Linked DNA regions of Homo sapiens: region 1 is linked to region 2. The links are chromatin contacts, found by Hi-C in ENCODE. All regions are on one chromosome and are shown on one strand. The core of a region is the stretch at or near the end of the contact, and the rest is flanking DNA. Distances in the headings are between cores, read along the strand shown. Region 1 holds the start of IRAK1BP1 (interleukin 1 receptor associated kinase 1 binding protein 1). Region 2 holds the start of BCKDHB (branched chain keto acid dehydrogenase E1 subunit beta).

Region 1 (3,221 bases), core at 123-2,622, 1.2 Mb before region 2:
AATTTTTCACCAAGTTTAAGAAACATTATTTTGGGTGTCTTAAATAATAAAAGACTATGACGGAAAGTTCTTAACGTTAGTTTTTAAATTAAAATTGTTTTCAGCTAACAATAAACAAGATGGATATACACAAAATTATGTTAATCTAGTGATGAGCCTAATTAAAGGAGGGGGGTACCATTGATTTAGTTGAATTATACTAATCGAAAAGAACAGAAAAAACGATGGTGAAGAAACTACAAGAGGACTGTCAGCTTTTCAGGGTCCTTTTAAAAGAACAGTTCTTGTCCTTCTAGAACTAGTTATTCAAAATTCTTTTTTCCCCCCTCGATTCTCTTGATAAAATTCAGATAGTAAAGACGTATAAGTCAGTGGGGCTATTTTTACAAAGATCATTGCTTAGTGCTAGGAAGAGAATCCAGAAGACGGGAAGTTGAGGGTTGTGTTCTAAAAGTTCTCTGAAGAAAAGGGTACAGAGAAGCTCCAAGTTGTGCAGGCCCAGCAAACTCCATGTTGGACGTGCTTTGCTACCACCTAAATCTCTTCTGTCGGAATTCAAGGCCCGAACCATTCCAGGGATTTTAGAAAAAAATGGGGAGACACAAAAATGATGCCAAAGCCATAGCTATCATTACAAACATCCATTATGTTCACTCTGCTTTCCATATGCAACGCACTCTACATACAATGGGCGCCTTATAAGCACATAGCAAATGTGAAAAATATTATCAACATTGCTTTGATAATATTAATATATTATATATATTAGAATATATTATATATTAGAATATATTATATATATTAGAATATATTATATATTACTAATATAAAAAATATTATCAACCCTGCTTTAGAGAAGATGATACTGAGATATGAAGAATCATAAACTGTCCAAGATCACAGGGGCAAAAAGTTCACCTCAACTGAAACCTCTCACGAACCACAAAAATGTGGCCGAGGGAGCCTCAAAAAGCAGTACCCCAAGCGGGGACGGTAAAGTCAGAAAAGACAAGGCTGGGGGTAATCACAGAGAAATCTAAAAACCCGCTCGGCCTCGCTACTCTTCTCCTTCCTCTGAGGTGCAGAGGCGCGGTGGGACGACAAGGAGTTGCGAGAAAGGGCAGAGCTCACTGAGGAGGCAACAGAGAAAGTCCGCTAACAATTTTTGAAGGCCGTAAGTTAAACATGTTAAAAACTGTAGCTACTCACTCAGCCGACATCTAGTAAAAAAGATGCGGCAAGATCAACAAGGCATATAGCTTGCGCCCGCCAGAAGTTCCGCGGCCTCCACACCCATCCCGGCATACTTTGCGCCGTGCACAGGCAAGCCCTGGTGCGCATTGGCCCCTTCGGCCGCCGTCGGCCGGTAGTTACTATGGAAACCCAGCTGCCATCGCTATGTCTCTGCAAAAGACCCCTCCGACCCGAGTGTTCGTGGAACTGGTTCCCTGGGCTGACCGGAGCCGGGAGAACAACCTGGCCTCAGGGAGAGAGACGCTACCGGGCTTACGCCACCCCCTCTCCTCAACACAAGCCCAAACTGCTACCCGCGAGGTGCAAGTAAGCGGCACCTCAGAAGTGTCTGCGGGCCCTGACCGGGCGCAGGTGGTGGTGCGAGTGAGCAGCACCAAGGAGGCGGCAGCCGAGGCCAAAAAGAGCGTTTGTCGCCGTCTAGATTACATCACGCAGAGCCTCCAGCAGCAGGGCGTGCAGGTGAGATCTCCGCGGGGGAGGAAATAAGAGCCGGAAGACACAAAAGGGTTGGCAGATGGTCGGGCCCCACAGGCCCCCCTAGCGGGAAGGGAGATGTGGAGGGTCTGGAGCGTTTAGGACGCGTTTGTTGCAAAGGTACTCCGGGACGCCAGGACCTGGCAGAGTGAATATTTGACCCATTCTTCTCCTAGACGAAGGTAATTATTGGCCTCAGGCAAATTAAAAATAAAAGAATGCAAATTGGGTAGGTTTTTATCTGGGGATATTTGCTTCAGTGATTTTGTTTTTAAATTTAAAGTGATGAAATGTTAAAACTTGAAATGTTAGTTGTAAATACTTGCCCACGTGGAGTGCTGGACACTAAATATTTTGTTTTGTTTTGTTTTTATTCCGCACCATGGAATTGGCAAGTGAAGAGCACGACCTGCTTCCTTCCGATCATGTAAAACTTTGCATGGAATGGTTCTTGAGTATGTTCCGCAAACAGTAACGTTGGGAAGTGGGGAAGAAGTTGCGTCCATTTTCATTTTATAATGATTTTCATTTTATAGTGATTCCCCCAAAATTTCTTCGGCCTTCTTAGGTTTAACTTAAAAGAAAAAATCAAGCCAGTATTGTGGATACCACATATACGAAATACTTCTACTTACTTAACGGAGATGTCCATGAGACAAATCACTAAACAAATCTTACCTTAAGCCTACTCCTAAGGCAAGAAAAAAAATGAAGCCATCATTTAATCCACACAATAGCACTGTTAGGCATGTTTTAATATCCCTGTTTTCCAAATTTAAAGAGGTTAAACAATGCTCTGAACTTTAGGTAGAGCAATATTTGAACTCATGTATTCCTGAAACCAGAATGTAAGTTGCTTCCAATTCTGCCGATAATTAGAATGAAAGAAAATTAGAAATCATAGGGATCAACGATTTCAGTTTTCTCATTTTATAGAGTAGGACCCCAAAGGCCAGAGATGTAACTTATCCAGGATGACATTGAGTTGGTAAAAGTGCAGGCATTGTTACTTCCAGTCTATTGCAAGAAATTCCATACCCCGAAAAAGCAAGTCCTTATTTTTAACAAGAAAAGATATTTGAATTGCATTTATAATACAAACATACAAGTTATTACAAAGTCATTTGGACAAGATTTCTTCAAATGATTTTACAATTTAGAAAAATACAGATAATTATAAATAATGTGAGTAAAGTGGGTTTAATATGTAGAAAAATAGTTTTAAAAAACTGCTACTAGTGCTGTAGTCGTTTGAATAATGTTAACAAGTTTTTAAGTTATTTACATAAAATAAAAAGAGCTCACAGGTCTCTAATATATAAAACAACATAAGCTGGGCATGGTGGCTCATGCCTGTAATGCCAACACTTTGGGAGGCCAAGGCAGGTGGATCACTTGAGGCCAGGAGTTCGAGACCAGCCTGGCCAACATGGCAAAACCCAATCTCTAGTAAAAATACAAAAATTAGGTGGGCATGGTGGCACAGTCCTGTA
Region 2 (3,051 bases), core at 534-3,033:
ATGCACTGTGCTCTTCATGCCTATCAGCCTTTATACAGGTTTCTTCTTAGTTTGGAATGCCATTTTCTCCCTAGTCTGCCTGGTAACTTCTAGTCATCTTTTAGGTCTAGCTCAGAGTTATATCTGGAAACACTTGACTTTCAAATAAGAGTTTATTGCTCTTTTTGTGTTTCACTTTGTTTGCACTATTCTAGGACTCCTATCACATTGGATTGTAGTTGCCTAATCTGTCTCTTTTCTCTACCACCTTGGACATTTTAGAAGTAAAACTATGCCTTGATCTTATTTGTCTCAATGGTGGCTTGTCATTGGGTTGTACGTAGCAGAGGTTCAATAAAATTCTCATCAGTTATTATTTTTCTCTTTTTCTCCCCGACCTAAATAATCTCAGTACCCCCAGCTCCCTAAACTATCAACAAATAGAAAAAAAGCTCTATTCATTTTTATCCTTGTTCTTTACTCTCCTTAGTTTAAACCCAAATTTGACTATGTAAATGTAATTTCATTTTGTTACCCCTTCCTTCATTAAAACAAAAATACCCTTCATGCACATGCAAAACACTCTACCCCACACTATTAAAACAGCAGAAATGAACACTAACAAAAGCCAAGATAAAAAATTTCCCCAATGTTGAATTTTTGGACTTAGTGTGGGGGTAGGAAAAATGGAGACATAATTCTGGTTCTCCCTTTGGCAGTTTTCAATTGCTGTTTCTTAATCTCAGTCAGAAAACACATTTCTCTGCCTCTCCTTTTGCCCCATTTCTACCCTCTCCTCCCTTGCCCCTGTGCAAAACCAAAGATGGGTTAAGAGGCAAGGCATAATGGAAGAGGAATGTTCTTTTCCTCCACTCCCACTTTCTTCTTCAAATTCTGTTTTGGGACCATCCTTCCCCACCCTCCCATTTTCATCTGATGGACACACTGTCTCTGTTGTCTCTTGTCATATTTGATTTTATGATATTTCATGTTTTATGTGCTTTTTTTTTTTTTTAGTAAATTCATGGACAGAGAATGTATCCTGGTAAACACTTAGATTAAAACAAATTTACATAGTTGATTACTATAAATGAAAATTAGTGACTCAAATTCTCCAGGTTTCTAAGCTACTTAGACTAAGCCAATCAGGTAATTTTTGCTACTTCTGGGCAAAATGTATCTGAATTCCTATTCAGTGGATTTGCAGGATGAAATCTAAGTTTACCTCTTTCATCTCTCATTTAAATGTGGAAAAACGAAATCAATAAAAATCTATATATGCTTATTAAGCATTTTAAGGAGGGTGTGAATAAGGAGTGAAAGCTTTGAGCAGTGACTACAGCAGTTTTTCGAAAGTCAAAACAATAACCAATGCCAATCAGTAGCTCTCTTCACCTCTCACACAATAATAGAGACAGGACAGGATAAAAAAGGGTTACATTTAAAAAAAAGTATGGATGTTAAACCATTGGAAATGGCACTGTAAATGACACCGGAAAAGATCGCCTCCAGGCACTGTGTGGAACTTTGCAAACTCGGGTCCTCACCCGAGGACCGCACGGCCGACCTCGGGGAGGCTCCACCCCAGAAACTATTTCATTGGCGCCACCTCTAGCCCACACTTCCCCTCTTCCGCATGCGCACAAGGAGCAGAAGCCGACCAGCTCGTCACGTCGCCTTCCCCGCCCCTAAATTTCCAGTTCCGATTGGTCTGTTTCATGGGACCGCCCCTCTGGCCCGACCAATGTGGAAGCCTCCTCGGGTGCTCCGCCCTCCCCGCAGGCGGCGTGCGGCTGCATAGCCTGAGAATCCCGGTGGTGAGCGGGGATGGCGGTTGTAGCGGCGGCTGCCGGCTGGCTACTCAGGCTCAGGGCGGCAGGGGCTGAGGGGCACTGGCGTCGGCTTCCTGGCGCGGGGCTGGCGCGGGGCTTTTTGCACCCCGCCGCGACTGTCGAGGATGCGGCCCAGAGGCGGCAGGTGGCTCATTTTACTTTCCAGCCAGATCCGGAGCCCCGGGAGTACGGTGAGCCCTGGGACTGCCCACTCGGTCCCGCTGCAGCCCGGACTCCCAGGCTCGCAGGCGCCCGCGAGGGGCAGGGGCCGGCAGGCTGCAATCCTTGCATCCCAGCTTATTAACTTCCTGACTCTCTGGAACCTCCTTGCCTCAGGGTCTAACTGTGGTTCACTTCTTGCTCTATTTTTGTGACTGTTCAGCCCTCGAGACGCAGTCCCCCCTCCCCCGCAACTTTGAGATGGGTGAGAGGGCATACTGCCACCTGGAAGAGCCTGAGGGTGGAGGGGTGGTGCCCAGGGAACGCCTCCCTTTTCTCTGTCCTCCGTCCTTGCTTTCTCAACCCAGGCCTTAGGTGTTGTTCCAGCCTGGCCAGGACTGGGCCACTAGCTTAGGTAGAGGCATTTAAAAGATATATATATATGTTTATATATATATATTTTAAATGTATATTATATATATTATATATAAAATATATATATGTATATAAAATCAATTCAGTTACTCAGTCCCTTGGTTTCTTCTTACATACAGAAATTGTGTGTATGTGTGTGTGTGTGTGTGTGTGTATATATCCACACACATATATATATGTGTGGATATATATACGCGCATATATATGCATATATATGTGCGCATATATATATATATGCATATATATATATGCACACATATATATGCATATATATATGCATATATGTATATATGTCCCTTGGTTTCTTCTTACCTACAGAATTCTGAGTAATTGAACTGATTTTCCCAAGGTCACAGAACAGGTCCTTCCTAGAGATGTGAAAGAATTCAGACTTTCTACTTGAGCTTAGTACTGAGCTTGTCCTGGGCTATGCTGCCACTTAGCCAAGGAGGTGAAGGGGATGAGAGGAGGAAGCCATAGGAAGGGCATGTAGCAAACTCCTCATAGTATGACTGTTGCATGATTTTTACCATTTCTGCAAGTTTCATGTAATGTCTCTCATCAGAATATCAGATCCAGTGTCTCTCTTCAGAATATCAGGAAACTGTAGGGAAACATGTATTGCTTCCTTGTCTAATAACTTCTC

The links. A loop is a pair of places that touch in the nucleus more often than their neighbours do. Pooled maps may share reads with other maps.
Region 1: a map of CD8-positive, alpha-beta T cell shows a loop between it and region 2 (14-fold over the local background). The contact joins the promoter of IRAK1BP1 here to the promoter of BCKDHB in region 2. A Hi-C loop is called at or near these places in 3 of 168 maps with a recorded cell type or tissue (B cell, CD8-positive, alpha-beta T cell and naive thymus-derived CD4-positive, alpha-beta T cell), 1 of 37 single-sample maps with no recorded cell type and 13 of 50 pooled maps.

The regions. Positions count from the first base shown.
Region 1 is chr6:78,866,179-78,869,399 of GRCh38, forward strand. IRAK1BP1 (interleukin 1 receptor associated kinase 1 binding protein 1) reads left to right here and starts at 1,373. Exons shown (of 4, transcript NM_001010844.4): 1 at 1,373-1,713. The coding sequence starts at 1,399. LOC107986613 (a long non-coding RNA gene) reads right to left here and starts at 1,312. Exons shown (of 2, transcript XR_001744210.2): 1 at 1,210-1,312. RefSeq lists enhancers at 1,268-1,377, 1,408-1,727, 1,560-2,160.
Region 2 is chr6:80,104,888-80,107,938 of GRCh38, forward strand. BCKDHB (branched chain keto acid dehydrogenase E1 subunit beta) reads left to right here and starts at 1,784. Exons shown (of 10, transcript NM_183050.4): 1 at 1,784-2,002. The coding sequence starts at 1,807. RefSeq lists enhancers at 1,580-2,080, 2,047-2,126 and silencers at 1,667-1,866, 1,897-1,996.